Regions from separate parts of the Mus musculus genome. Here region 1 is linked to region 2. Evidence: chromatin loops called from intact Hi-C (ENCODE). Cell type or tissue: gastrocnemius. All regions are shown on one strand. Each heading gives the region's core, and the rest is flanking DNA. Links, peaks and the distances in the headings are about the cores only.

Region 1 (11,029 bases), core at 948-8,947, 76 kb before region 2:
AGGCTGCACTCTGGGCTGTGACCTGGGTCAGTAGACTTCCTGGAGGGCTCCTCACCTGGCTGTGGCAGGAGCCCTCTGAGAGAAAGCATCCTTAAGGCATGGTACTGGGATTTCCCCAGAAAAAGAGGCCTGTGAGCCCAGAAGCTCGGAATACCCAAGATACAATTCGCAAAACACATGAAACTCAAGAAGAAGGAAGATCAAAGTGTGGATACTTTGATCCTTCTTAGAAGGGGGTACAAAATGCCCATGGAAGGAGTTACAGAGACAAAGTGTGGAGCAGAGACTGAAGGAATGACCATCCAGAAACTGCACCACCCGGGGATCCATCCCATAAACAACCACCAAACCCAGACACTATTGCAGATGCCAACAAGAGCTTGCTGACAGGAGCCTGATATAGCTGTTTCCTGAGAGGCTATGCCAGTACCTGGCTAATACAGAAGTAGATGCTCACAATCATCCATTGGACTAGAGGGTCCCCAATGAAGGAGCTAGAGGAAGTACCCAAGGAGCTGAAGGAGTTTGCAGCCCTATAGGAGGAACAACATTATGAACTAACCAGTACCCCCAAAGCTCCCTGGGACTAAACCACCAACCAAAGAAAACACATGGTGGGACTCGTGGCTCTAGCTGCATATGTAGCAAAGGATGGCCTAGTTGGTCATCAATGGGAGGAGAGGCCCTTGGTCCTGTGAAGGTTCTATGCCCCAGTATAGGGGAACGCCAGGGCCAGGAAGTGGGAGTGGGTGGGTTAGTGAGCAGGGTGGGGAGGGGATGGGGGGGTTTTCAGAGGGGGAACCGGGAAATGGGATAGCATTTAAAGTGTAAATGAAGAAAATATCTAATAAACTAAGCCTCAGGAGTCACACTGACAATATCCTGTTGACTTACACAGGCTAGACCTATTCACTATGGGAGGTGACTATTCAGAGACTGGGGCTACTGGCAGATGAAGACCACTGGAGACTGACCACCACAAGTACCATAATATCAGTAGTTCCCAAACTCAACTGTTACTAGCTGCTGCCATGTTCAAAGAGGTCTAGAGTAGTCCCACATCTTGTGCCACATGTCTGATTTCCTCTGTTCCATCTCCCACAGTCTCCTAGGTTGGTTAACAGGAGATGGGCAGCTCGCTTTGCTTCCAGACCTCAAAAGTCCCTGCAGGTACATGCAGGTCAGTCCACTCCCATCCTCCCCGACCTATGAGAAGACCATGTGACCATGCTGCTGTAGAAATGTGCCTCCTAGCCGGGGAGTGGTGGCACATGCCTTTAATCCCAGTACTTGGGCGGCAGAGGCAGGGGCAGGGGCAGGGGCAGGGGCAGGGGCAGGGGCAGGGGCAGGGGCAGGGGCAGGGGCAGAGGCAGAGGCAGAGGAGGCAGAGGCAGAGGCAGAGGCAGAGGAGGCAGAGACAGAGGCAGAGGAGGCAGAGGCAGAGGCAGAGGCAGAGGCAGAGGCAGAGGCAGAGGCAGAGGCAGAGGCAGGCAGATTTCTGAGTCTGAAAAAAAAAAACCAAAAAGAAAAAAAAAAAAACCAAACCAAAAAGAAAGAAAGAAAGAAAGAAAGAAAGAAAGAAAGAAAGGAAAGAGAGAAATGTGCCTCCTATACATGTGGACAGGAGCCTGATATAGCTGTTTCCTGAGAGGCTATGCCAGTACCTGGCTAATACAGAAGTGGGTGCTCACAGTCATCCATTGGACTAGAGGGTCCCCAATGGCCCTGGCATTCCCCTATACTGGGGCATAGAACTCTCTGGGTGGCTATGGAAACCTCCACTCAAATTGGGGGTGCAGTCACTAGCCAGTTAATCCAGTCCTGAGTTGTGTTAAGTTCTCCCAAGGAAAATTGTAGGACATTAGGTAATAGTGGACTGGCAAATTCTCTGTGCACTATTTGAGCAGTCAGGTGATTGGGCTGGACGTGAGTGTTACCACTGAGTTCCAGTGTAAGCGTTCAGCAATCCAAAACAACAGTAGTTCCAATAAGATGGATGCTTATTTCAGTCTTATATAAACACATAGAACGGCAGAGTGATAAGACCTGGGCTCTTTCTGTCTTGTTGCTTTGTTCCATGTGGTTTCCATTTGGTGGTTTGAGATAGTGGCATCCACATTCTAGGCAGCCAGCTGCATAAAGCGACACACAGGGCAAAGAGCATACATCAACTCTTCCTAAAGCCACCTTCTCCCTGCATTTCAATAACTTGATCACATAGACATGCCTAGCTGCAAGGGAAGCTGTGAAATGCAAGTTTCTATGTATCCAGCCAAAAACTGGGAGCTTTTTCTCTCTGTGTAAAAGATACCAACACCAGTCAGTCTTTTTGTTTTTGTTTTTTGTTTTTTCAAGACAGGGTTTCTCTGTATAGCCTTGGCTGTTCTGGAACTCACTTTGTAGACCAGGTTGGCCTCGAACTCAGAAATTCGCCTGCCTCTGCCTCTGGAGTGCTGGGATTAAAGGCATGCGCCACCACTGCCCAGCTCAGGCAGTCTTATCGTCATTTACTCTGCTGGGCATTGTTATCCTTGATCATGCTCAAGGGCACATCTGAGATTCTTTAGGAGAATCTGGGCTAAAGATGAGAATAGTCCCCAAGATGTCCAAGAGCTAGTCTCTGGATCATGTTCTAAAAAGGGAAGACATGAGATCAATTGCCCACACCATACAACTTCTGTTTTGGGTTTATCTGTACCCAGTGGTTCCAGAAGGTCCCAGGATGCTTTTTCTTTCTGCTGCTCCCAGGCTCCAGGACTGGCTAAAACTTTCTCATTTCCCATACATAAGAGCATGGGGTGCGGGTGTTTGTTGAATGAATGAATGAATGAATGACGAATGAATGAATGAATAATGAATGAATGGATGAATGAATGGAAGGGGGATTCCGGTTGTCAGAAAGAGAAGAACCTGGTGGAATCGCCCATCACTGCAGACCCTGAATCTTGCTGCCCGCTTATCCTTCAGGAAACCAAGGAGCTTTTTATGTCAGGACACTGCCTCCCTGCCCATCCTGCCTTTTGAACTTGGATCCCCACTTTTCTCCTTAAGTTGTTGTCTTAAATCGCAGCTTTGAAGAAGGCATCAGCAGCAGAACCCAGGGAAGTTCAGAAGTCAGATTTCCCCTACATGGGTGTCCTAGTTTGCTTTTTCTCTGCTGTGATAAACTCCCACCAAAGCAGCTCTGGGAGCAAAGGGTTTATCTGGCTCATACATCCACACGCCCTTCAGGGAGTGAAGTCTGGGTAAGTAGGTACTCAAGGTAAGAACCATGAAGCAGGGCCGGGCGTGGTGGCGCACGCCTTTAATCCCAGCAGAGGGAGGTGGATTTCTGAGTTCGAGGCCAGCCTGGTCTACAAAGTGAGTTCCAGGACAACCAGAGCTATACAGAGAAACCCTGTCTCAAAAAAACCAAACAAAAAAAAAAAAAAAAAAAAAAAAAAAAAAAAAAAAAAAAAAAAAAGAACCATGAAGCAGAAACTGAAGCAGAGACCTGTGGAGGATGGAAGGCTGCTAATGGGCTCCACTGCTCATATGCAGTAGCTTTCTGATCCCAGGATCCCATCCTAGGAATGTTGCTACCCATAGAGGGCTGGGCCTTCCTACATCATTACTTAGGAACTAAGAAAACTTTACACACATACAAGCCCTTAGGCTAATGTAGTGGAGCCATTTCTTCAATCTCTTCCAGGTATGTCAGATTGACAACTAAGACCAGCCAATCACAAAAAGTTTAGAGTTCAGCTGCCTCCTCCTCTAGCCCAGCAAGTTGAGGGAGGTTTTCCTCTGTACTTCTGTGTTTCTGAGAATGGAGGCTCCTAGGGGCAATCAGCGGTATGTTACCATTTCTAACCGTGCAAACTCAGAGCCTCTGGATAACCCTGCAAGTTCCTGACTTCAGGTTGGTAGATGCTCAACGAGTACTGGTTGGCATCAATCCCGAAGAAAGATGATAGAAGTGGCTAGCTAAGCCCAACTCTAACAGGTGGAGAAGCTGTCACTAGATGCCAGGCTGTTCACTAAAGCAGGGCCCCAACTACCTCCTTTGATACCTATGAAAAGTTGAAAAGTGGGATTAACAGTTATACAGATAGAGAAAGGGGTGGTGGTGGATCTCGGGAGCCAGATGGCTTTTCCTAAGAAGCAAGGGATGGGTGGGAGGTGGGTGGACTTTCTCAATCTAGGACTGCGTTGCCCATCCCCCAGTTTTAACCTTCACCCAGAACTAGCACCAAGCATGGACCCGCAATTTGTAGCATTTTTCTCTGATCTTCACAACGCAATGGCTTTGTTTTACAAGCACAAAACCCACTGCCTGAGGCAGAGCGATTTGTCCTGAGGCCCCACTTACGCTAGGAAAAAAGATCAGAGGCCAAAAAGAACCAAAGCGGGAGTCTTGGAGACCTGGGCTTGGGTAGCATCCCACTCTCGGGCCTTCCCATTCAGCGGGCCCTCGGGCCCCTTTAATGGGGCGGCGGAAGGGGCGGCCGGTGGATGTGGCGGCGCCCAATGGGCTGCGTGGAGCGTCACTTCCCGGCGGCGGGAGGCGAGTGGCGAGTGTCGGGCAGGCTGGCGGGGGCGGGGCGGCCGAGGAGGCGTTGGCAGCGGGCTCGGACCCACGCGGCGCTGCGGCCCGCCTGGCCTGCAACGCTCCCACCGGCTCGGCGGCACGATGCCCTTTGACTTCAGGAGGTGAGTGAGGCCCCGGGCCCGAGGCCCTCTGCAGCCGGCGACGACCACCCCCCACCCCCCGTTACGTGCAAATGCGACCCTGGTGCACTGTGCACGCCTCGGCAGGCCCTAGGGGACCGCGGCCTTCCTCGGGGTTCGAGCCCTACCCCCACCCCTCGTGCAGCCCTGGCAAGCCCTCGCACTCTGTTTTCCACGGCGCGGTGTCCCCAGCTTGCCCCTGACATCTTTCATTCCCCTCCCCCAACCTGGGAACCAAATCTCCTCCCAAATCCCAAATAAAAGGAGCTCAGGCATCCTCAGGCTTTCTCCCCAGTCTTCCCTAGTGGACCCTGTCCTGGCTGACAGGTGGGGCCGCGCGCCTGGCTTTGCCCGGTGGGATCTGAGGGCTGCAGCCCCATTCAATCTGGCAGCAGTTGGAGAAGCTTAGTTCTTCAGAGCCTGAGAATCCTCTACCTACCAGATGTGGAGGCCTGTTCCCGCAAGCCATGGGGACAGTGCGGGAAGAGGAGGATGCTGGGATCTCGAGGTTCTGCAGAAGGTTCTTTGCCTCCTGGAACACCATTGTATAGGGCCAGGCCTTCTGGAAGCCTGCATGGGAAGGGCCTCCCCACCAGACATTCCCTTGACATAAGACGCTCTGAGATGCTCTGGGCTGTTGGGATACTTTGGAGCAAAAGGATTAGAAGCCTGGCTGTACCTCTCTACCCAGCTGCTTAGTAGATTCTCAATGTTAGAAGCAAAGGCTTAGGGTGCAGCCCCTCACCGCTCAGCTGGCTAACCCCAGCAGGTGTCTGGGCATGCTCAAAATATTGGTTTCACCTCTTGCAAATTGGTACTAAAAATAAGGTCACCACCTGAAAGACAGGGATTGTAAGGCACCCCTGACCCAGTCTCCATCACATGGAACTCAGAAGTAGGGCATCTGTGACTGAGGAGATCTGTGAGCGCTCCCCACAGCCAGAGAACGGGTATTCCTCCATTGGTCACAGTTTCCCCTCATCCTCCCCCTCTTACTGATGTGTATAGAGGCAGAACAGAGTGACAACCAATCTAAAAACGGCCCAAGATTCGGATCATGTGGTGGCATATGGGCAACCTGGGGTCAGGGCCCAGAGAGGACATTGGTTTCAGACCTCTTAACCAGCCAAAGTGGTTTTTAGCTCACTCTGGGCACTGGTACTATCTGGCAAACCAGCTTCCTGCTTGCTTGAGGTAGCCCCGGGGTCCATACCTGGGCTTAGACAAAAGCATACAGACCATGGTAGCTTTGAACCGAGAGGGCTTTGAGCCAGTTTTAGGGACACCCATTACCACAGTGTGCCCATGCAGAAAGAAGGGCAGTGGGCACATCCAGGCCCCCCCCTCAAACCTCCCAGGGCTGACCGGAAAGGGTCCCAACCCTCCTGTCCCCACACGGTTCTGCAAGTCCTAGGGATTTTGAGTTTGTTAAAGAAGTAACTGTTCTGGTTACTTCATCTTGTCAGTTCTCTGCCCCGCCTGCATGCCCCGCCTGCATGCTGGAAGGGCTGGGCAGATCTGGGCTCCAGTTGGAAGTTTGGGGGCTGGGGGCAGGTGAGATGAAAAAAAAAAAAAAAGGAAAACAGCTGGGGCCAGCTTTAGCCTTGTCAGGGCCTGCTTATTACTGACTAGTTTAAGGCATTGATATTTAAGGAGCACACCGCTCAACTTTCGGCTGCTACTGCCTTGGGGCTTTCTGGATGTGTCTCAGGCCCTGAGTGCCCGGGTGCCACAGGGTTCCCACTAATGCCAGTTGAGAAAGTCCTTGCTTGCTGGGGCTCACTGGAGACCAGTAAGAATGGATTCCCCACCGTTCGATCTCCTCACGCAGGGTGAGCTGTGGGTCCAGCCCATGTCTTTCTTCTCTTTCAGACGTTGACATAGCAGAGCTCTAGGACTCACTGTGAAGGAAGGCTCCGCCGTTCTACAGACCTTTACCACATACAGGGCCACTCATCGGCTTGCTGAGGGTTGTACCCAGTGTTTAGCCACCTGCCACTTGGACTATCATTAGGGGATGGGTGGCATATGGCACAACCCTGTGGAATTGCCAGAGGAGTGTTGCATGTGTGGGGGGGAGGGGGAACGTGTCACATGACTGGGTTCTAGGAGTAGCCACTATATAAGCAAACTTGACATCCATCCCTTTGTCACTGAAGAGAGTGAATGAGTCTTCCTTTTAAACCCTGGTGAGGGTGACCCCTCTGGCAAAAGCACTTTGCATGGATATAGATAAAGCTGGAGTCGGAGTTTGGCCTATTGGCATTGAAGCCTTAGCTCTGGGGCACAAGGGGAATCTTGAAAAGCCACCACTTTGTCAAACCTTTTAATAGTGGGGAGCACAGGGGGCGTACAGTGATTAGAACATCCCCATTTCCCACCAGTTCAAGACCAAGGGGAACCCAGCTTCCTAACTTGGGTGTGTTTTCCTGCCTAGGAAATGGGTATGATCGACATCCTCACATGAGACCAGGTGGCATGTGGGACCAGCAAGCACTGTCCTCTGCCTGCCGCCATTATTGTACCCTTTGACCGAGGCACCTGCTCTGTAATTAGCGAATTCTGCCATCTTCTCTTCCCTTTCATCAGTATCTGACCTCCTAAGGGCCAGGATTTATATCCAGTTTGTATGTGGTTGCGTCTGCAGGTGGAATGGTACTTGACTAGAGGTCCCCCCTTGGGCAAAACACACCTCTCCAGTTTGTCCAGTGTGATTGCATGTGCCAGCTGCTGGTGGAGAATTCTGCATCCCTCTTTCCTGTTTTTGGTGCTTGGAGGAGAACCCAGGACTCGTGCATGCTAAGCAAATTCCCACAGAGCTGCATCCCAAGGCCCTCTCTCCTCATCCTTGAATTGGCCCTTTCTGAGTTTTAGGGGTTAAGGGCGGAGGTTGAGCCTTAAATGATTACCGTGTTTGCTTTGTTCCCGTTGAGCGGTTTTACTGATACTGATCATTGAACTCACAGAACTGGCTTTTGTTACCTAGGTCCGGGGGTGTTGTTCCCAGTTCCGGCTGACTGGTGGCACTTGCTGCCTGTTACTCCAGAGGCTTTGACAGCCTCCGTCCCCAGAGCCTGAGCCCCACTTTCAGGAGAGAGGCAATGGCTAGCTCTGCCACAGTGGCAGTCCCCGTGTTGAGACCCCATGATCTAAGAGTGGTGTGCTCCTCCCCTGGCTAGCTGTGTGCTCACTTCAAGGAGGGAGGGGGATGTGTGCTGCCTGTCGGGCAAGAAAGCTGTCCTTGCAGCGCAGAGCCCAGGTTCAGATGCTGATCTGGGGGACCCAGTGCACAATGCAAGTTCAGTTCTGTTGAGAAAGGATAGAGTTTCAGTATGGGTGACCCCGAGTGACAGCGCAGGTCATTTGATTGTGGTGCTGGCCCCATCATGACTTGGTTTGGTCTCCTCCACTGCTTACTGTAGCTTTCCAAAGGTCTTCTCCCCTCAGGGGACTTGAGTGGACCTTGCAAAAGTCTCTCTCTCTCTCTCTCTCTCTCTGTCTGTCTGTCTCTGTCTCTTGTGTTTCCCTCTTTCTTGTTTGCAGTGCTGGGAATGGAACCCATGACCTTGCACATGATGGGCATGTATTTTACCACTGAGCTACCCCACCTGGGTCCCAGCATGACCCTCTTGAAGTTGGCTTGAGGTTTTTCTGCACCCTACTTTCAGTCTTCAAATGAGTGATGTTGATCTGAGAATCCAGTCTGGTTTCCTCAGTGTCTGACATGCCTTCCCCAGTGGGCCTTGCTGAAAGCTGAAGTCCCTTACTCTCTGTGGTAGGCTAAGCTGACCAACCACTGAGGCTCTGACAGTTCACTGTCAATTGAGGGACCAATACAAATGCCCCCATTTCTACCTTGGCATTCCAGGAAGAGCCAGAGACCGATGGGTTAGTCCACGTACTTCACGGCATGTTTATAAAAATATTACTGAAAATTCAGACTGGAGGCGGAATGACCTGTAAAACCCAGGTTGAGTTTATTGAGCTTGTCCAGGTGCTGAGCCCTGTTGAGTGAGCTGCACTGGGGGAGTCTCACAGGGGTGACTCGTTCACACATACACACACACACACACACACACACACACACACACAGAGTGAGCTGCACTGGGGGAGTCTCACAGGGGTGACTCGTTCACACATACACACACACACACACACACACACACACACAGAGTGAGCTGCACTGGGGGAGTCTCACAGGGGTGACTCGTTCACACATACACACACACACACACACACACACACACAGAGTGAGCTGCACTGGGGGAGTCTCACAGGGGTGACTCGTACACACACACACACACACACACACACACACACACACACACACACACACACACACACACACTGCAGGCCCTGAAGACCCTTCTTAGTCATCCCACCTTAGTGAGCAGGCCTGAGGGCATTTGCAGGAGCTGATACAACACTGCTGTTCCCTTGTAGAGCAGCCGCTCTGCCCCATGGGCTAGAAGCGCTCTCTTTCCTGGTCCCTAGATTCAGAGAGAGGCAAAACCTCCTCTAAGAATGCATCTCCTTCCTCCTTGCTAACCCTGCCCCAGCGTGCTCCTCATGAATCTTTTAACCGTCTGCAGGCACTCCATGCTTCCCTTTCTACCCCTTTTCCTCTCTTCTTCTCTCTATCACCTGATTCCATAATCTTCTAAAATTAATTTTTTGCTAAAGTCCCCATCCCAAACGTAAATGTAACTTTTATTCATCAGACGTGATTGTTGTCTTGGAGGCTTACTGCTGGAATAAACTTACCCTTTCTAGCTCTTTCTGAACTCTTGGCTGGCTGATTCAGCTCAGTTGTTTTGGCCCAAACTCCTGTCTAAGCTGACTGATTCAAACTGGCTCCTCTCAGCTTTGGACTGAATTGCTCTACTTGGCCTTAAACTAACTCTGGCAGTCTGTTCTAATTTTCTGGGTCCTTCTCGTTCTCTGGATAATAGCCGTGTTCATGCACTTGCCTGGAACAGTCCCTCTCTGGCCATTTGGATTCCTGACTCTGGTAAGGAAGGCAGGCATTCTGCCTGAGGCTTGCCTTGCACCTCCAGATCAGTGAGGCAGCACCTGGTTGCCCATGGGCATTGCTTGAAATCAGAACAGAGCTAGCTGTGGGTCTGCTAAAGCTTTTCAGTGAGTGATGCCAACCCAGAGGTGAGAAGGATTGCTCTGAGTTGGAAGAGTCACAAGCAGGTGGGTTGGAGCCCTCAGGGAGCAGGGCATTGGAGGAGCCCTGGTGGGCAACCCTGGAGAAAAGAGTTCTGGCCCTACCTGACCCTCCTGTTTGATCTTAAACAGTCTGGTTTTCTACTTCTACAGTGGCCAATAAAGAGAGCCAGGCTCAGATCTCTCTCTCTCTCTCTCTCTCTCTCTCTCTCTCTCTCTCTCTCTCTGTGTGTGTGTGTGTCTGTGTCTGCTGGATATTAAGTGTAGGGCATAGCTGGTATTCTCCCACTGAGTTATACTGTCACCCCTAATATTTTGAGATAGGACCTGCTAAATTGCCCATACTACTGTAGCATCCATGAAGGGCTGCATGGAAGGAACCAGGGCCTGGGTCAGCCCAGTTGGTGCCAGATGTGTGATCTAAGGAGCCCTGCTGTCTTGTGCCTGGCACCGTTTCTCAGAATACAGTTTGACCTGTTAAGGAAGGGCAATTAGCCTAGTCATCTGTTGTCAGCTTGAGTGTGTAGGTCTATTAACCTAATTACATTGGTTATATATGTGGGAGGAGTACAGGATAGGCAGCCCTCCGGCACTCCTGTGTGTTTATTCTGAAAGTTCGTGACCCACAGGGAAAGCAGGAAGAAGCCCCATAAAAGCCACCTCATCCGCAGAGGCTGCTGCACCTACTTGTCTTGTTTCACAGCCATGGAGATCGACCCCCAGACATTTCAGATCTCAAAGTTGGTCTTCCAAGGAGGCCCTTGGTCCCAAGCGCACCAGAAGGCACAGACTCCTTGTCCAGGAACACCAGCTGCCCTCCAGGAACCTGCCTGAAGCCTAGCTGGACAGGAAGCAAGGGCTATCTGAAATGTTCATCCAAATAGTGGGAACTCTGCCCGAGATGAGAGGCCTGGCAGTGGCCAAACTTCTAATGCAGTGAACTCACAGGCCTTATGTGTATGCATGCATTTTTGTGCTTATAGTTGGAACGACACATAACCCAATTTTAAAGATGCACAGGGGACCTAATATACAGCTCTCAAAGAATAGTCAGGTGGTTAGTGGGGAATTGAGTAGTTCTACATCAGCCCTGGGAAATAAAAACTGAAACAGTTGTAGCTGCCACTCACACCTGGCAGCTGCTGCC
Region 2 (11,029 bases), core at 1,684-9,683:
GTGTACCTCTTGCCATTGCAAAACCCTCTATGGTCATCATCCCCATTCTCTGATGGGAAAACTGAGGCACAGAATGATAACTGGGCTTGAGCCCAGGTGCCAGATGTGGAGAATCACTTCTACTGGGTCCCTGAGTTAGACCACACTGATGCTGTGCTCACTTGAGAGACCTTCCTGGGTGGCCCCAGACTCCCTGGGATGTGTGCTACGGCTGAAGCCAGCCTGATACTGGTGGCACTGATTCCCTGAGGGATGGTCACACACCAGGCTGTAGCAGTGACCACCCCCCACCCCCCGCCCCAGCTGGTTTTCAGTGTGTCAGTTGGGATTTTAGCTCCCCAGCCTCACCTGCCTGCGTTTTCTTCCCATGCCTTCCCTCCACCTTGACCAGCTTCTGTTTAGGGCTTTCCTACCTCTCGGGCTTGCTTCTGCTGCCTGTGCTCTGAGGCCTTTCCTTGTACCTGAAATAGAGCTGAGGGTCCTCCCCAGCCTGAGTGTAGCCCTCAGCAAGGTGGGGAAAGCTTTGTGGGCAGGCATTTTAGGAAGAAGTGGCAGGCACAAAGGCCTCAAGGCGGAGCTGTGCAGGGTACTATTCCCAGTGCGGGAGGCTGCAGGGTGCTGTTCCCAGCGCGGGAGGCTGCAGGGTGCTGTTCCCAGTGTGGGAGGCTGCAGGGTGCTGTTCCCAGTGCGGGAGGCTGCAGGGTGCTGTTCCCAGTGCGGGAGGCTGCAGGGTACTATTCCCAGTGCGGGAGGCTGCAGGGTGCTGTTCCCAGTGCGGGAGGCTGCAGGGTACTGTTCCCAGTGCGGGAGGCTGCAGGGTGCTGTTCCCAGCGCGGGAGGCTGGGGGTGAGTGGAGCTGAGGGTGCTGTTGATGAGGCCAAGGGAGGTGGACTGAGTGTGACCAGTGGCCAGAATACATCACAGGAGCACTACTGGGTCACTCGGTTTTTCCGTTACTCTGAAATGCTGAGGCAATGATGAAGACGGAAAGAACTTAGACCTAGAGGCTGAAAGTCCAGGATGAGTCCTTGTCACTTGGCCTCTGGTGAGGATCTCTCAGTGGACAATATCACAGTAGTGGACACGGGACAGAGAGGGTCCTAAAGGAAGGGTGGTGTGGTGGGACAGGAAGCAGAGAGAGGCCAGGCCTGGCTTCCTCTTTTAAAAATCAACCTAGGGCCCATGAGAATCACATCGGCCCCTCCTGAGGTCAGTGTCCCTCGGTGACCTAAGGATTACCACCCCCACCTAGGCACCACCTTGCTCATGGCCACAACCCCAGCACGTTGTGCAATAAACTCCCTTCAAAGAAGAGACTGGTGCCCAGAAGCCTTGAAGGGCTTAGGGCTGAGGTGTGGCCCAATCAAAGATAGGGTTTAGTACACTTTCTCTCATGGCCCTGGGGAAGGGGCTGCAGGGAGAGGCAAGGGTGAGCAGACACTGACTGGGAGCCAGGGCAGAAGCCACTTTGAGATCCTCCACAGAAATCTTGCGTAGGGATAACAATGGCCTACAAGGCCACTGTCATCAGTTTCTGACGGTGGTGATGAGGCTGACTGGGTAGCTGTAAGCTTAGTTTAGAGTTCTTGGAAGTCACTTTGGTCTCCTGACTCAGAGTGCACCCCTCACCCACTGCTGAGCCAGCAACCCGGAGTCTGCAGATATGGGCAGAGACTGCTGTCATTTTAAGTCCAGGCTCAGTGTCAGGTGCCCACATGCGCACTTCACATGCGCTCTTGCCCTAGGTTGTCCCGGATACTTCTTTCAGTAGCTCCTGTGAGTGTACTGTTCTTCTTCAAACTCATACAGTTAGAAATGCTACGAGCCAGGGTCCCGGTGCCGGTGTATGTATGACTCTGGTGCCCCAGACCATGCAGACCACACAGCCCTTGCAGTCAGCCCCCCTTGGACAGCCACCCAGATATATGAAACCTGCCTTTCTCCCTCCAGGTTCCCGGCAACTTCCATGTGTCCACACACAGTGCCACAGCGCAGCCACAGAACCCGGACATGACACATACCATCCATAAACTCTCCTTTGGGGATACGCTACAGGTGAGCAGGGGACAAGGTGACATGGCCGTGAGCTGGTCCCTAAGAGTCATCCACATGAGATCCTCTTTGTCCTGTCTTCTGAGGATGTGCCTGTGGTGGCTATGGTGTCAGTGGTGCCACCAGCCACACAACGGACTGAGATGCTCAGCCTGGGAGGGAGGTGGACTCCAGGGTTTGGCTCAGTCCCTTCAGAGCTGCTTCTGCCCGTTTCCTGTTGCTGTTACTGAGCAGCACAGAGTAGGTGGGTGTTTAGTGAACTGAAATCTATCTAAGCTAGAGCTCTGGAGGCTCTGAAGTAGGAGCATAGAACCAGCACGGGACTGTGGAGAGGGCCTCTCTCTTCTTGCATCCAAACGTGGTCAGGCCCATGATGGGCACTGACACAAGGCCCAGGCAAGGACGCGTCAGACACATTACCCTCTCTCAGGAGGCCCTTCTACACTACACACAACCCTTCATTTTTATATTCACAGACTCTTAAGCTGACATTCAGGAAAATTAATAAGCATGTATCTGTGACCCCCAGAATGACACATGTAGACATGAAATATCAAAGGTCTGAGACACCTATGAGGGCTGCTCTCAGTTGGCTGAACACCCAAAGTGATGACTGAGGAGGTGGGGAGCAGGGAATTGGGTTTGTATGGGGAAAACCTTTGCTTGGTTGATGAAGAGGATGCTGACAAGTGTGGCCCCTGTACACCAAGTGTACACCTGCCACGAGGAAGAAGGACCCACACAGCAAGGCTATTGGCATGGACATGAGGGAGGGGCTGTAACCTGGGTAAGGAGGGAGAGGACCTAGGCTAAGGCAGTGGAGAGGGCCGACCAGAGCTCAGAAGCAAAGGACAACAGCTCTGCTCCACCTGAGTACACAGATATTCCAGCTCAGAGCCAACCCATGCCCATCTGATCGCTTGAAAAACATTTATCAAACATCTGCTGTGTGCCAAGTCTTGCACATATTGGTCAGGCTGAGGGTGGGTCCTGCTGGTCTGACTCTTCCAGCCTACAGGGCGGGCATACCATCACATCTCCATCCTTGGAGTCAGAAACCAAATCTTCACACTTTCGGTCCAAGGCAGCAAATGGACAGCCTTCCCTCCCCCGCGAGTGGGTTCAGCCTGAGGGACAGGTCACTCACCTGCTAAAGTGTTTTCTCTGCAGGAACCTACCCCGTCTACTGCTCTGATCTCCCTCCCTCCCGCTTCCCTGAGGTCCCATGGGCCTCTATCAGGCCCAGTCTCTGGGCTCAGTTCTTTGCAAGGTCTGCTTATTTGGCCCACTTTGGGCCTCCCTCCACATCCATGTCAATTATCCCTCCTCCCGGAAGCCCTTGCTAACTCGGTCCAATGGCTGGGTTGCCCTTTATGACCAAATGGCCCCTGGTCAGTCCCCACAAGCAAGGCCAGGCTTGAAGGTGGGAACCCCCAAGGAACTGTCTCTCACTGTGCTTCTCTGCAGGTCCAGAATGTTCACGGGGCTTTCAATGCTCTTGGGGGAGCAGACAGACTCACCTCCAACCGTGAGTATCTTAGCATGGAGCAACCCCCTCCCCTGCAGAAGTCCCCGTCCAGCCGGTGGCATGGGACTAGGGAAGCCAGCGGGGCAGAAGTCAGGTGCTTGCTGCAAGCCAAGGTCATAGTCTCACACCATTCCTTCCCCCACAGCTGCCCTGTATAGTACACAGACTCATTCCTGTCTTTTAGAAAGGGAAGAGGGTAGCCTGTCCCTAGGGAAGGTTGATTGTACCCCCGAGCTATTGCCAAGCTCCAACAGCATCTGCTGTCCCTGCTACTGACCACTGTTTTGCCGTTGTCCTGAGTGGAGGCAGTCACCTGGATCCCACAGAGCAGTTACAGAACCAGAACCCACTCTGTGAGAACCAGCTCTGTAGGTGGCCAGTGGGGGAAACCAGCTGGTCCCTCCCCTCCTGCCCAAACCCTTCCTATCAACCATTGGCTCCTTCCAAAGTCTTAGTGCCGAATCTCTACTTGCCAAAGACTGCACACACACACACCTCCATTCTTACACACACACACACACCTCCATTACACACACACACACACACACACACACACACCCCTCCATTCTTACACACACACACACACACACACACACCTCCATTATACACACACACACATACCTCCATTCTTACACACACACACACATACCTCCATTACACACACACACATACCTCCATTCTTACACACACACACATACCTCCATTACACACACACACACACACACACACACACACACACACACACACACACCTCCATTCTTACACATGCCCATATGTGCATGTTGTGCGTGCATGCACACAATATGCTAAGAAAAATAATGTCCACTGGGTCACTTTGAAGCATCATTTATTTGTGTCAGCCCTTGTGCGTGGTAGGGACCTGCATCTTGGAATGTGGGCAGCTGTTGGCCATGATGGCCTCAGGGCTGTTAGGCAGTCAGACACTGAATGCATATTGATCAGGCACAGTACCAAGTTCTAGAGACAGGAAGGTGAGTAAATGAAGCAAGCAGCCTCTGCAGGCCTCCATTCTGTGCTGTCAACTTGGAAGTGTTCATGATACCTGGGCCTGAGGCAGAACCCCTGTGACTCCTTAAGGACATCCGTCTGGCGTGTTCCTACTGGGGAGGAAATGTGAACTGATTCTCTGTGCACAGTAGACATAAGGGTGGCTCTTTTTTTTTCCTTTTGTGACTACCTAATGTTTTGTACAAATAGCAACAACAACAACAAAATAGTAGAGTTATGATTTTCACTAAGGCCTTCCTTTCTTCAGGTTTTATCCTTGGAGAGTGGGAATTTGAGACTTGTACTTCAAGGTGATCTTTGGCCTCCTGGTTTAGGTATAGATGTGAGCCCATCTCATGGGAGTTTCCAGGGATGAAGACTAGAATCGGCCTTTAACCCCATGTGACCCTAGTACTCTGGACCCTGAGAGCCATTGTGGGCATGAGCAAGAGGTGTTGGGTCCCCTGTGCTTAGCTTAAAGGCTCCAGGGCTTTCCCCAGTTTTCCTGAGGGTGTGTGTTGGGGGGGGGGGTCACCTCCATCCCAGGAGTGCTGCCCTTTTCTGAGGAGACAGCAGGGCCAGAACTAGTCAAGGCTGGAATGCTTGCTCCATGCTCACCACTCTTACAGATCTGAATCTGATCTGCAGAGACCAGGATTAGAACCCAGAAGACTAAACTCCCATGTTCTTTTAGCTCCATGGTTCCTAGCCCAAGGTTCTAGAAGGAATAAGAGGGATGGACATTGGGCCTCATTTTTTGCTCGGGAAGGCTGAGGCAGCTCTGGTTAGCTCATGTTTATCAGTAGCTGATTGATCCCTTCATCCTTTGTCCAGCCATCCTGTCCACTCCTTCATTCAGCAGGCCTTGCCACTGTCTGCCCTGTCCCAGGCTCCGTGCAGGGTTTAGGGGCAGGAATGTAAGACTTTGTCCTTGCACTCAGCAACTTTGCCATCCAGGCTGGGAGGAGACAGGGGCGCTGGGTGAAAAGGTCGTGTTAAACTATTACAGGGCTGAAGGGTCAGCAGTTTATTGAGAAAGAGGGAAGACAGTGACCAGATTCTGTTGTTTGTTTTGGCAGTGTTGGGATTGAGGCCAAGGGCAGGTTTATGCCAGGCAGGCGCTTGACCCCAGCCCTCTGGGTTTGATCAGTCTTACTTAGTTCTTTCTGGAGCCCAGAGCCCAGATTATTTTAAAACTTAAAAGCAGACAGACAATACCTACAATGAAATGGGGTCTTTCTTGAGTCCCACCTTTCTCCCTGGAAAATTTCTCTGTGTGTGAGGGATGGTGGGGAATGTAATTTTGCCAGTCTCTCTCTAGTCTAGTTAAGGATGAAACTGAAGCTGCTCTGTTTCCTGGGGCTTCTCTCTAGACAATTCTTGGTGACCACGCATTAAAGAGGATGTGTTCCCTGGCCCCTACTTCACAGGAGCGTGCTGCTCCTGGGCCTGAATCTCAGAGAAAATGCCCCCTCAGCACCCCTCGTTAATGGCTATCCCATTTGTAAGTGTGTGGCTCAGAGTATTATATATTATGTAGTGCAGATCTAACAATCCCAGCAAGCCACATTCTGAAGAGAAAGGGGAGAGGACCCTACAGTACCAGGAGGACTTGAACTTGGGGTTACAGGCAGAGCCACCTGCCAGGCAGTGCCCACCCCATCTCATCTTATGCTGTATTCCTGCAGCCCTGGCCTCCCATGACTACATCTTGAAGATTGTACCCACAGTGTATGAGGACAAGAGCGGCAAGCAGCGCTACTCCTACCAGTACACAGTGGCCAACAAGGTGAGTGGGCCGTGAACGGGCTGAGCATTGCAATTGCTCCCTCTGCTGGCCAAGGGCATAGGCGATGCCCCGCACATTCTGCTGAAGGGAATTTCAGTGGGGTGGACAGGGAGTGTCCAGGCTCATTCTCTAGTCTGAGTAAAGATGAAATACCAGTTCTTGCCGTGGTAGTGGCCTCAAGGTCCAGGTGAGACACTCTTAACAAGGAGATAAGATGTATTCTGTTTGAAGTAGGCAGAAGACCATCCCAGCTCTGACATTGTCTGGTCCTGGTTTCTTCAGGCTCCTGTTGATCAGCACATGGCCGATGCTTTGCATTAGGCAGGGAATCCTATCAAGGTGGCTGTGGACGTCTCAGGACCCCAACAGTCCAAGAGACACACAGGTCTTCTGGGAAGCCAAGGGACATCCAAGCCAAAGAAATGAGATGGCACAGCGGTTAGTGGCTTGAGCCTCTCCAGAAAGCATGGCTTGTGCCAATGGAACATAGGCACTTGGAGTAGGTTCCCCTGTTTACCACGAGGCTCCTGTTTCTGCTGTTGCAGGGCCACCCAGACCCTTAGTATAAATGATGGAGTGTTCAGCTCAATTAACTATCATTATGGTTGAGGAACTCGCCAAGCTGTGTAGTTACAGTGTAGGAATTAGACCCAGGTTCCTCTTGGGCTCCAGAGCCCCCTGGTTGCTCACCCACTCAGTCCAAATAGGGATCGTCCAGGCTTGCCCACTTGGACAGCCTCTTGGTCATGGGTCCCTATGCTCTGATTCCCTTTGATCCATAACTCTCTCCGAGAGACTTATTGCTTACATTCACTATTTCAGGCCGTGTCTGTCCTACTCTCTGGTGGCATAACAAAATTCTAAGAGCCTAAGTAGTAAGTAAAGAATAGAAGTCAGCCAGGCAGTGGTGGCGCACGCCTTTAATCCTAGCACTTGGGAGGCAGAGGCAGGTGGATTTCTGAATTCAAGGCCAGCCTGGTCTACAGAGTGAGTTCCAGGCCAGCCAGGGCTACACAGAGAAACCCTGTCTTGAACCTTCCCCCTACCCCCCCCCCAAAAAGAAAAAAGAAAAAAAAAGAAAGAAAATAGAAGTTAATTTATCTCATGGATTGGGAAAGAGGAAGTCAAAGAGATCAACCCCAGCCTGTGGTGAGCCTTCTTGCTGTGTTGTCCAGTGGAGGGCAGGGCATGGAGAGACACAAGCATACAAGCTTAGAAGTGCTTTCCTCTTCTTATAGGAGAGCTAATGCTACCATTGACACTTACCTCGTGGCCTCATCTAACCTAATCACCTCCCAGATTACCACCTCCAGCCACCACCAATGTAGGCTTACTTCCGGGTTCAGCCCCTTGATGTACACAAAGGACCTGTAACTTTAGATGGCGAATAGCCGTGGTCCCCCTGCCCCACATGCACAGGGCTCTGGGCTCAGCCCAGCACTGCAGCATGCGTATGACTTCTGGGGAGCATATTTCAACCATTGTACTCATTATAACCTCCCCCCAGTGCTGCCACACATCAGCAGGAAGCAGGGCCCTGGACCACACTGCCCCATCCTAGCTCAGTCATGTGTCCTTGTTTGTAATATGTCCATGGCAGTTACTTCACAAGATTGCTGTCAAATGAAGCAATGTTTTCAGAAAGCTCCCAGCTCACTGGGAAGGCTGGGTAATTGGTACACTACTGCTGCTAGATTTCATTCTGTCTCTTACCCCCTCAGCGCTGGGCTGTGGCCCAGACAATCACCCTGGGAAAGCTGAGTTTCCTCTGCTGCAGGCTTCCTCCATCAAAGCTTTGGCAAGGGCCTGGTGGCTGGACCAGCTCACTCAGCGTTCTCTGTGGCTTTGCCCCCAGCCTGTTCTGTGAATGGAGGTGGCTGTCCAGTGGGTTAACACTCAGTGGTGTCCATGGGATCACTCCAGCTGCTCAAGACCAGTGCTGGGGACATGGGGGTTGGGCCTGGGGACCCCGGCATCCATCTCCATTTGTTGTAAACAAGAGACGCGAGCCCAAGCCTTTCAGGACCCTGAAGTGCTCAAACCAGGTCCTGTGGGTCATCAGCTCAGATCCCTGTTCCTTGGTGGCCATTTGGCCAATGCTATGTGCATCCTTACGAGCCATGGCAGGTTGGGCACTGTACCTTCCCTGTTCTCTGTGCTGGCCCTACTTGGTGGACAAGTTCACACCCACTTGGTTCACCTGTCAGGCAGGCTATCTTCTTATTCATGGTTTAGAATGCCCCTTCCTTAGTGAGCCTTCCCCATCCCCCTGAGCAGAACTGGCTCACCTATGGCCTGCTGAGCACCCTCCTCCACCCTCCCTACACGGATACTGTTAGAAGCTAGTGATGCGATGATGTCTTCATCCACCAGCCTGTGACTCCTCTAGGGGAGGGGCTTCATCACCCCAAGAACCTTAGGACAGCGGAGGCAGCCAGCAGAATAAATGAGCAGATTCCGTGTGACTGGCAAGTCAAGGAGGAAATGCTCAGACCGAGTTCAAAGCCCACTTTCCTCTTCCACGTCACCCTCAGATCTGTGCTCCGTTCTGGCTCCACTTCTAAGCTATGTGGTCTGTTTCCCATAGTTGAAGGGACCCAGCGTGCTTTCACTATGCTGCCTGTCCAGGGCTTCCAGAGCAGCTGAGAGGAGGCTGCCTGGACACCCTCTGCATCCCACACCCTCACCCACCTGAGGCTGGTTCTGCTTGTAACACTCCTTCCTCCTCTCTCCTGCAGGAGTACGTTGCCTACAGCCACACGGGACGCATTATCCCTGCCATCTGGTTCCGCTATGACCTCAGCCCCATCACAGTCAAGTACACAGAGAGAAGACAACCCCTGTACAGGTTCATCACCACAGTAAGTACCCAGGGCCCAGAGCCAGCCGTGCAGCTGCTGTCAGCCCCCTTGCCGAGGCAACCCTCCCTCGCCTATGCTTGCTGGAAGCAGATGGAGCCTGCTGGGCCCCAGGTGAGCGCAGGTGGCTTTGATTCTCTGACCCCTGAGAAGTGTTACCAGAAGCAGGCTGGAACCTCTGGCGTCCCCCTAGCTGGTGTGTTGTGGGAGGTGCCACTTAGTGCAACTGATGCCTGAGGGAAATCTCCACTGGCTTCAGGCCGCTGGTGATTTTTCTTCTTTGTGGAAAACGTTTTTTCAGCACTTGGTTTTTTGAGACAGGGTCTCACTATTTCAGTCCTGGCTGTCCGAGAACTCATTCTGTAGATCAGGCTAGCCTCAGATTCAACAGAGATCCTGAGTAGCAGGATTAAAGGTTTGCACTGCGATGGCATGCCCTTTCAGCTTCTTCTCTGTGTCTTCTCCGGCCCTGCCGTCCTGGGTCCAGTGTGGTCCTTCTTCCTGCTGCGTTCTCTTCCTTTGCTTTTCCTTCTCTCTGCCTTGTCTTCTACTCTGAGCAACAGTAGGATGTCGGTTTTCTTTTACACGGACTCTCTGTCACATGAACAGTTTCCTGGCTTCCAACTCATCACCCTTGGGTCCAGAGCTGGTGGGTCACGGTGCCTGCTCCACCCAGGAGGCTCCAGGGATCCAGAGTCAGCAGAGGTGACAGCCAGGATGGCTCTCTACCTGTCAGATTTGGACACTGGGCCTAAAGATGTATGTACTTCTGGGAGGCCTTGAGCAGGGGAAGCAGGGTCTTACTGTGTAGCCCAGGCATAGCAGCCTCCTACATGGCTAGGAGTGCCGCTTTGCCCAACTTTATACTTTTAATATTGGTTTGAGATCGGGGGTCTCAATCCTGGCTGGTACGTTTCCTGCTATGGCAGAGTCTGCGGTAGTCAGACTCTTCTAGAACAGATGGGATCTATGAAGCTGGTTTGATTGTTGGGTCGTCAGCAGACATGGCTATATCTAGTCATGTATCTGTCCCAGACTTTCAGTCTGTTTGTCTTTCTCTATCCTGGCTTCCTTCTCAGACAGAACTTAGCAATAGACGTTTCCTATTTCTCTGTAATCCCAGGCCAAACCCCAGAAAGGACAATGTTGTCCTTGTTCCAGCTGAGGTCCTTCTGTCCTTCTGGCTTAGAAAATGGAATTCTCTGCTTGGTCTGGGCTAGGTCTCGTATCCTCTCTGGAACCAGAGATTGTGAAGGGGGTAGCATTACTGGAGAGGAAACTCCAGGCCAGTTTCTGGGAGGAGGATGAGCAGGCGCTGCGAGGTGTATGGTCAGGGAGGTGTCTGTGGCCAGGCCATTGCTTTTAACCAGCGACATAAGAATAATGATCTTTGTTCTTGATACCTCCCAGGCCTGTGAGGCTCAGTCAGTGTCCTGGAAGGGGCAAATGCCACTAAAAAGAGCAGGTGGATACACTGAGTGTCATTATCCTGGGGCTTAGATACGCCTCCAGTCTTCGACCGTCCTGTGACTGCACGGGAGTCCAAACAGTACCGCACTGGGGCTGGAAGGGGCATGTCTGCCACACAACTGCATGAGGGGCAGTCAGCAGCATCTACATAGGAAGACCTCACAGCAGCACCTAGCCCCTAAGTGGCCAAAAGGAGCCAGGCTGGAGCTAAGGAACATTGTTCCCCCGGCAGACCCAGTGAACGCCTACAGTTGAACTTGAAAAACATTGTTAAGACTCCCTCAAGCAATATTCAAAGTCTGCCCCTCAACACAAAGGAGGAGA

The links. Hi-C counts contacts between places; a loop is a spot of excess contacts. Peaks named below come from ENCODE experiments on the same cell type or tissue, not always from the same donor. Only the 100,000 strongest peaks of a DNase experiment are listed, where the experiment ranks them.
Region 1: a loop joins it to region 2, with 3.0 times the contacts of the local background. A loop is called at or near these places in 7 of 42 quality-filtered maps.

The regions. Positions count from the first base shown.
Region 1 is chr17:26,556,941-26,567,969 of GRCm38, forward strand. Ergic1 (endoplasmic reticulum-golgi intermediate compartment (ERGIC) 1) reads left to right here and starts at 4,572. Exons shown (of 10, transcript NM_026170.3): 1 at 4,572-4,692. The coding sequence starts at 4,673. It overlaps 1700049J03Rik (a long non-coding RNA gene), which reads right to left and starts at 9,131. Exons shown (of 4, transcript XR_001782188.2): 1 at 5,150-9,131. In gastrocnemius, for the core only: no CTCF peak of the experiment used is centred there; DNase peaks (open chromatin) are centred at 4,537 and 6,713; H3K4me3 peaks cover 2,622 bases; H3K27ac peaks cover 3,234 bases.
Region 2 is chr17:26,632,467-26,643,495 of GRCm38, forward strand. Ergic1 (endoplasmic reticulum-golgi intermediate compartment (ERGIC) 1) reads left to right here. Exons shown (of 10, transcript NM_026170.3): 6 at 1,951-2,055; 7 at 3,520-3,580; 8 at 6,277-6,377; 9 at 9,116-9,238. Gm41553 (a long non-coding RNA gene) reads left to right here and starts at 9,245. Exons shown (of 2, transcript XR_876696.2): 1 at 9,245-9,994; 2 at 10,646-11,029. In gastrocnemius, for the core only: a CTCF peak has its summit at 6,440 (motif pointing left); a DNase peak (open chromatin) is centred at 6,410; H3K4me3 peaks cover 288 bases; H3K27ac peaks cover 2,126 bases.